Linked DNA regions of Mus musculus: region 2 is linked to region 1. A link is a loop called in an ENCODE intact Hi-C map of the cell type or tissue named here. Cell type or tissue: heart. All regions are shown on one strand. Links, peaks and the distances in the headings refer to the core of each region. The heading gives the core; the rest is flanking DNA. Region 1 holds the start of Fgd1 (FYVE, RhoGEF and PH domain containing 1). Region 2 has its middle 50 kb from the start of Gnl3l.

Region 1 (4,390 bases), core at 189-4,188:
AGGGCAGATCCATACACTGTTCTTCCTTCAAGGCTCCCAGACTCAGGCCCACGTGAGAATATCCTAGAGGCTCTGCTAGGCTGCTCAGATACTCAGGACTATGAAAAGGCCCATCGGGGTCTGTGGCCCCAGCCTGACCTAGAGTTGTTCCACCACACTGCAAACCCAAGCAACCATCCTGATGATTTTTCCAAACAATCTCCTGGCCCAGCAGCTCTCCCTTCTGACCTCTCTGTCCTATTCCTTCGTACCAGCAGCGCCTTCAGCCCCTTCCTCCAGGCTCAGCTCCACCTTTCTCTCTCATCAATACCCCCTACCTCTTCCTCCCCTTGTCCTGTGGCCACACACACCTAGCAGAAGCACAATCTAGGATCAGTCCACCATCTCCCTCTCTCTTTTGCTCATACTTTCGGGCTACTGAGTCGTATAAGGGGAAATCACATAAGGAGAAAGCTTGCATTACTCTCCAGCTTCAGTTTGGGGAAGCGGGAAGACCACAGATTTTGGACTCTGATCTGTTTTTAAATCCAGGCACCATAATGACAGTGTGACCTTGGACAAGTTACTTCTCAAAGCCTCAGTCTGCACCCCTAAAAATGTAATTGATGATATCCACTTCACAGATGGCTCCTGAAGCTGAAACAAAAACCCTTGTAAAAGTACCCAGTTCAGTGCCATGCACAAATGTAGTCACTTAGCTAATGGGAGACTTCTTTTCTCCTATTCCAACCACATCCCCATTGCTGCCCTGAAATCCTGCCCCCTTTTCTTGGAGTGCTTCCTCTCCTGTTAGCCTCAACAGTTAGAAGAGAAAGGAGTCTTAAGGCTTGAGGGCGCAAGGGACAGATAAGAGCAAGGGGCAAAGGCTGAAAGGACTGGACCGAATACTGCAGGAGGTGGGGGTAGGGGTTGAGGGGACCCAAGGGGCTAGGGTGAGCATGTCGGCTCCAAGTCCTAGAACAAGAACCCGTTCCCGGTACCAGGCCCGTGGCCCAGGTTCCCATGCTGTCTGGATCACTCACCAGGCCGAGGCTGCGAGCCCTCCAGGTGGTAGGAGAAGCGCAGGGCCCGGTGGTGCTGAGGACTAGGGCCGCAGGGTAAGACCCGGGAGCTTGGAGGCGCTCCCAGGCTGGCATCCGAGGGTCCAACAAACTGAGGATCCAAAGGGCCTCCAAGAGCCGTGCCTGAGCCCCTGCTCACCGGCAGCCCGGGTTCCAAGGCTCCAGGGTCCGAGTCGGCACAGGCCAGCGGAGCGGCACCGGGGGTATTTGCCGCTGAGCGTTCGGGATCCGAAGGCCCAGGGCCCCCCGGGACTCGGTGGCCATGCATGGTCCGGGCCTGGGCGCGGGGCCCGGGCTCCCCGCTTGGCTCCAGTTCCTGGGGCGGAGGCGCGGGCGGAGAAGGCCCGGCGCCCGGCGGAGCAGCGGCCTCAGGCTCGGGGGGCGGGGCTGCGGGCTCAGCCCCACTGCGGAGACTCGAGCCCCCGACCCGGGCTCCGGCCAGCAGCCGTGGCGGCAGCAGCAGCAGCAGCCGCGGCCACCGCCGTTGCCGCGCCAGGCATCGCCAGCCCTGGCCCCAAGCGGGGAGTGGGCTCGGCGGGGCCGGGGGCCCGCTGGGGAGCGCTGTCTATGCGGCTGCGGCTAGGCGAGGGTCGGGGGCTGCGCTAGGCACGAGCTCTCCTAATAGATGACCAGTCACTTCCGTAGCCGGGGGCGAGCGGCCAGCCGGATCCCACCGAGGGGGGTCTCTTTCTCCCGGAATGAGAATCGACCTGGGTTCTCTGGGCTAGTCGGGAAGGGTTCTTCCTCCCGCCGCAGCGGAGGCTGGGGGCGGAGGAGAGGGGAGGGGGAGAGGAGAGGAAGGAGGGAAGAGAGGACGGCCGCGGCCGGGAGGCGCGCGTGTGCGCCGCGCTCTCCGGCTGCGAGGCTTGCCTTCGGGCAGTCCTCCGGAACGATGCTCCAGCCGTGCGGGCGGAGGACCGGGCTGGACCGGGCTTCTCCGCCTTCGTCCTGGGTCTGCACCGCGGCAGGCGGGAAGAGCCCTGGGAACTGGGGGATGGGGAGGCGCGAGCCGTTGCTGAGACAGCCGCAGCCACCGCGGCGCTGAGACCCAGTTATTGGAGCCCCGCCCCCTCGTCGGGATTTGAGCTTGGCCACGCCCCCTCGCTAGGGCCAGTTTCACCTCTAACTGCTAGGAGCTTAAGGCCCTCCTTCTGCTGGCCCTTCAGCTTTCCTTCCCATCCTTCCTTGGTCCCACAGAGGCGAGTCTCTGGGCCCAATTTCCGAAATCGACCCTTCCGTCGCATCTCATGCCTTCTTCCGCTCTCCCATCACACTCTTTCCCAGAAGCCTTTCCACATGTCCCAGAGTTAAGCTAGGCTTGGCACGTAGCGATCCTTTAGTACTTATTTTCTCAGACCAGATCTCATGGCCCTTTACTTTTCCACTCTTTTTGTCGCGGTCCCTTGTTTTGTCCGTTACCCGGCTGGCAGCAACCCAAAACTGAACCAGTCCAACTGTTTGCCTTTTTTTCCATGCTTGTGCCCAGGCAGCTGAACACTACTGGGTAACACTACAATTTTCCACATTTGTGTCATGATAAACCCTCATTTCCCAGCTTCTACAAGTCCCTCAGAACTGACCCGACACCCTACTAGTAGTCAACTTTCTTTTCTGTTTCACCCCCATTGCCTAGATAACTCTCATCCATGGTGGCCATATCAAATCTAGTCTCCCCAAGATCTTGATTTGTGCCCCCAACTCCGTCCCACGGTACTTAGCTGATAAGCCCATGTCCTACTTACATGGAGTGAACAGAAGACGCCAGAAGAAAGGTCTGGAATTCTTAGCAACAGACCTCTGAGTTCGTTCCGAGTCCCTTCGCTCTGGGCTTTAAACAGTCAGGTATCTTCTCCCATCTAAAAAAACAAGCACCAAAAGTTATCTCTCTTCTCTTTTTACAGATGACTCAAGACTTGCTCATAGTCAAGTGTCCCATTTCCTACCTCCCACTTATCTTTAACCCTGCTACAACTCACCTCTACTACTTCTTCCAAGCTATTTTTCTTATCAAGGTCTTCCATAGCTTACGTTACTAAACCGAAAAGAATCTCTTTAGAGGTCATCCTACTTGGACTTGCTAGCATTCAGGTAGCACCAGTGACCTCTCCCTTCTCCTGAAATTGCTTCCCTATGACATATCATGCTTATTTTTCTCCTTTTTCCTTTTCAGTTTCCTCCTCGTCTTAGTAGTGTTCTTGGGAGCTTTGGCCTGAGCTCTGTCTTCCCACGCACTCTCTCTGGTCTTTCCCTCAATATCTCATTTGCTTCTATGGCTTCAATTATTACTTCTTTGATAGTTACTCTAAAATACTTCAAATCAAAACATTTTTCCTGGCCCAGACATTCAGCTGGTTAGAAAACAACATTGTTTGAAAATCCTAGAGAAACCTAGAATCTCTGTTCTTTCCCAACTCAAGAAATCCTCTCTCAATGAGCTGTACCTTACCTAAGTGAAGGATCTTGGTCAAAGTAGAGATCTAAGCTATACCCTGGCTCTTTTCTCTCTCTCTCTCTTCTACACCTCCCCCCCCCATGCAATTGCCAAGTCTTCCTATCATCTACAGGACCATCTCCATCATCTACTTATACAGTCTCATTTCCATTGCCACTCGCTGGTGTAGGCTAGTACAGCTTCTAATCTGCAATACCTTCACAGCTCTCCTGTTTCAGTCTTGTTCTCTGGAATCTATTCTTAACTATTTTTCATTATCATGTATCAAACCCAAAGCCTCAGGCAAGACAGGCAAGTGTTCACTGAGTCCTGGAATCTATTCTCTATATTGTAGGCAGTCTGTATTATTACTATTTTTTGAGACAAGCTCTCACTGTGTAGCCTAGGCAGGCCTTGAATTTATAATCCCTCTGTGGTTGCCTCCTGAGTGATGAGACTAAGGGCATATACTACCACATCTGGCAAGTCTATGTCTTTCAAAATCAAATATCATTCACAAGTTTAGAATCTTCCAAGTCCCCAAAGGTTCAAAAGAAAATTTACCTTCCTTAACATTAGAGGTTTGGCAGGGCTCTTTATGATCTGGTGAGATCTCAATCAGCCTTTCTAAACCTAATGCTTGAGTCAAAGTTGAAAAATTGTAAGACTGTTCCTTGGTCTATCCAGCCTCTGAAGGCTTTTTTAACCTTAATTTTTAAAATTCTTTGACAATTCCATCCATATGACCTCTGGAGGTTTTGGGTTGTTGTTCTCTTTTGCTTCTTTGGGTTTTTTTTTAGCGGCAGGGCCTCATTTGGAGTCTAGGCTGACCTTGGACTGCAGTGAGTCCTCTTGCTTCAGGCTCCGGTGTGCTGGGATGAAGGCTGAGGTTTTGCAC
Region 2 (4,390 bases), core at 186-4,185, 80 kb after region 1:
ATGTTCAAGCCTTACATGATAAAATAGTATTCAAAGTTAGATAAATTACCCTCCTCCAAAGCTTTATTTCCCATCTTATTGCAGACATTCACTGTTATGGGTATTCCTGTACAGTTAAAAACTGATAATTATTCAACTTTTACTAGTAGGAGTTTTAAGAAATTCTATGAAGAATGGCAAATTAAACACATCATTAGAATCCCTTTTAACCTATAAGGTCAAACATTTGTAGAACATACACATTCTACCTGTAGGAAACAACTTTTATGGGCTGGAGAGATGGCTTAGCAGTTCAGAGCACTGGCTGCTCTTCCAGAGGACCTGTATTCAGTTCCTAGCATCCACATGGTGACTCACAAGTGTCTGTAACTCCTGGGAGATCTGACACCCTCAGGGAATCCAACACCCTCACACAGACATACGTGCAGTCAAACACCAATGTACAGAAAAATTAATATATAAAAAAGGAAACATTTTTTTTTAAAAATAAAAGGGGGCAGGGAAGTACTTTCCAAGATATTCCCCTTGCTATTACCTTATTTACTTAAACTTTGTGCTCCAAGAGGTACTATTATTCCTGGCATTCTTAGGATACTAAGCCATGCAACCATTGTTGTGTCCCATATAGTATAAAGAACTAGACCACTGGCTACCAGGATGAAAATTTTCAGACATTTTCTAAACAATTGCCTGAAATTTGAGAAGCAATAGAAGGAGATCCTTCTTCCTGGTGATAAAGTACCATGCATAATGCTCTTACATCTTACACTTATATGTCTGATCATCATTCTCTTAGGATTGTGATGGCCCCAAAGAAGATTAAATAGCTTAAAATGGAAACAAACAAAAAGAGGGAAATATCGGAACACAGTCAAAAGAATGACGCATGGTGAGCAATGCCTTGAGGATCTGTGACGGAGACTCCAGGAAAAAAGGCAGAGGGCCTTTACCTGAGGTGCAGTCTGTTCCTTGGATTGTCCTTGGACAGGATTTCATGATTCCTGGAACAAATAATTTACATTCAGTTTAATAAGGCATCTTTATTCTTGGTAGGCATCAGATTATAGCTATCATGCCAGAACCCAATCTGGTCAGTGTACCCTGAACTTGGATATGGCCTCCTGCCTTGTTTTTGTTCTTTCCCAGATATAATCTATAGTATGTGTCACCAGGCAGTGACACATACTATAGATTGTGTTTAAATTCGTCTGTCCTCAGGAAGTTCTGGAAAGGGGCTGCTCTGTTAATACTTAGTCTGTGCTTACTGGCACTTATTTACATGTTTTTCTGATCATACTTTTTTTTTAAAAGATTTATTTATTCTTATATCTAAGTACACTGTAGCTGTCTTCAGACATACCAGAAGGAGGCCTCCACAATTAAGATGCTCAGAGGTTTTTTTTGTTTTTGTTTTTTAAAGATTTACTTATTTATTATATGTAAGTACATTGTATCTGTCTTCAGACACACCAGAAGAGGGCGTCAGATCTCGTTATGGATGGTTGTGAGCCACCATGTGGTTGCTGGGATTTGAACTCTGGACCTTAGGAAGAACAGTCGGGTGCTCTTACCCACTGAGCCATCTCACCAGCCCCTGATCATACTTTTCTGAACTTGGACAGACTTCCTTGGATCATTGCTTTCTTGGTTACATTCATGTACAAAGTCCTCTAAAATTGAGGTAATGTTGTCTACAGTATCACACTATAGTCTACCCTATTTTAGGTCCTCAGATCTTAGGTCCAGCAGACATGATCTGCACAGGTCAACAAAAGTCAACAATAGTCATTAAGGAAACACAGTTGTCCCTAGGTATCCCTGGGGATTTGATTCCAGGTTTTGCTGCAAATACCAAAACCCCATGCTTAAGACTGTTTTATAAAAATGCATGACATTTGCATGTAGACTTTGCATATCCTACTGCATACTTTGTTATTATTTTAGTTAGGATACGAAACAATGGCTGTAATTATGACATCTTCATCCATATATACAAGTATGGTTTGCTCATATCTGCTCCCTAGTTTGTTGTTTCTCTTCCTTTCTGTTCACTCCCTTCTTTGTCCAAATAGTTCCTCTTCTGTTTTCATGTCACACAAACTAGATTCTACATATAAAACATGGCATTCATGGTTTTTATTGTATTTTCTTATACATGCTACGCACACACCTTCTTTTGATATTCTTTTAAGATTTATTTATTTATTTTATGAGTTATGAGTACATTGTAGCTGTACAGAAGGTTGTGAGCCACCATGTGGTTGCTGGGATTTGAACTCAGGACTTCTGGAAGAGCAGTCAGTGCTCTTACCTGCTGAGCCATCTCTCCAGCTCCTGATATTTTTATATTAAGATATGGTCTCACTGAAATTACTCTGACTAAACTTGAACTCACTGAAGCCCAGGCAGGCTTTGAATCTGAGATCCTTCTGCCTCAACTTCGTAAGTTGCTGACATTACAGGTCTGAGTTACCCGGCTAGACGAATTTAATTTTGAGACAAGGCCTTACTATCTTTCCCAGAATGGTCTCAAAATGATGGGTTCAAGTGATCTCTTGTGCTGTTTGTCCTTCCTGGCTCTTCTGTATATTTTAAAGCATTTTAAAATTACTTATAAGAGTTAACACAGGGGCTGGCGAGATGGCTCAGTGGATAAGAGCACACGGTGGCTCACAACCACTTGTAGTAAGATCTGACGCCCTCTTCTGGTGCGTCTGAAGCCAGCTACAGTGTACTTATGTATAATAATAAATAAATCTTTGGGCCGGAGTGAGCATGGACTGATTGAGCAGGGCTGACTGGAGCTAGCAGAGAGGTCCTAAAACTTCAATTCCCAACAACCACATGAAGGCTCACAACCATCTGTACAGCTACAATGTACTCATATACATAAAATAAATACTTTTTTTTAAAATTTTTCAAGACAGGGTTTCTCTGTGTAGCCTTGGCTGTCCTGGAACTCACTCACTCTGTAGACCAGGCTGGCTTCGAATTCAGAAATTCACCTGCCTCTGCCTCCCAAGTGCTGGGATTAAAGGTGTGTGCCACCATGCCCGGCACAAATATTTTTGTTTTTTGTTTTTTTTCAAGACAGGGTTTCTCTGTATAGCCCTGGCTGTCCTGGATCTCATTTTGTAGACCAGGCTGGCCTCAAACTCAGAAATCCTCCTGCCTCTGTCTCCTGAGTGCTGGGATTAAAGGAGTGCACCAACACGTCCGGCTACAAATAATTTTTAAAAAAATAAAATTACTTGTAAGAGTTAACAGAGGGGCTGGTGATATGGCTCAGCGGGTAAGAGCACTGACTGCTCTTCCGAAGGTCCTGAGTTCAAATCCCAGCAACCACATGGTGGCCCACAACCATCCATAATGAGATCTGATGCCCTCTTCTAGTGTGTCTGAAGTCAGCTACAGTGTGCTTATACAGTGTATAATAATAAATAAAAAAGATTAAGACAAAAAAAGATTTAACACAATGTAAATACCATAGAAACAGCAGTTGTACTGTATTGTTCAGGGTGAAAAATGTATACATGTGTAGTATCGAAACATTTCTTCAAATGTTTTCAATCTGTGGTTATTTGAATCTGTAGCTGTAGAAATTACAGTTTTGGAGGGATGACTTGATAGTATTGTGTAAGGCAGTTATGACTGCTATGAAGAAAAATAAAGCAAGGTAAGGAGAATAGAATATGTTATGTGTACTAGTTTAACTGGGGTATTTGAAGGCTGGAGTTTGCTGAATGAATAAAAGATCACTACATCTTCATCTCTATATGCATTTCCCAAATGTGGTCCATTTCGCCTATTTAAGAGCTTGCAAATTGTGCCCCTTTTATTCATCCTCATATCTCAACCACCTTGGCTTATATCCTTTGTCTGTGACTTAGATAGCCAGCCTGCTCTTCATATTAGCTCTTGTGGGGTGGTTCTCCTAACGCAGAATTCTGTAATTCTCTCTTGTCTATAAGATAGACATTAAGCCTCTGCAGTTGAAATTCAAAGTCTGTTTTGACCTGGTATCTGTCACCTCCTCCCTCATCTCCCACCTCCTCTCTACCTGTGATTGATCTTGGGGGCATTCAGCTATGTGCTGGCTTTACAAAAAAACCAAACTGACCAATGATTACCATTTTGTACCACATTCTTATCTATTTCTTTGGTCAAAGCTGCCATGGGATAAAGTCAAGAGATTGTGGCCCTAAGGGCTGCCCAATTGGAGATAAGAGCAGCCCAGATGAAACATAGTAACTAGTAAGTAATAACTTGGGATTATTGATAGGAAAGTAGATTCTAATAGCACAAAGGATAGGCAGCTGCCCAGCTAATATTAAGGCTATGAGTGTGTCTCTCATCCAGGAAGTCAATGTCAAGGTGGGGTAGAAGCCCC

Evidence for each region. Peaks named below come from ENCODE experiments on the same cell type or tissue, not always from the same donor. Only the 100,000 strongest peaks of a DNase experiment are listed, where the experiment ranks them.
Region 2: a loop joins it to region 1, with 2.4 times the contacts of the local background. A loop is called at or near these places in 1 of 42 quality-filtered maps.

What each region holds. Positions count from the first base shown.
Region 1 is chrX:151,044,614-151,049,003 of GRCm38, reverse strand. It overlaps Fgd1 (FYVE, RhoGEF and PH domain containing 1), which reads right to left and starts at 1,834. Exons shown (of 18, transcript NM_008001.4): 1 at 1,023-1,834. The coding sequence starts at 1,329. Gm46690 (a long non-coding RNA gene) reads left to right here and starts at 2,912. Exons shown (of 2, transcript XR_001782846.2): 1 at 2,912-4,390. In heart, for the core only: no CTCF peak of the experiment used is centred there; DNase peaks (open chromatin) are centred at 1,143, 1,283 and 2,123; H3K4me3 peaks cover 2,389 bases; H3K27ac peaks cover 2,271 bases.
Region 2 is chrX:150,965,015-150,969,404 of GRCm38, reverse strand. No RefSeq gene overlaps it. Among named protein-coding and RNA genes, the nearest start is that of Gnl3l, 50 kb to the left of the region's middle. In heart, for the core only: no CTCF peak of the experiment used is centred there; no DNase peak of the experiment used is centred there.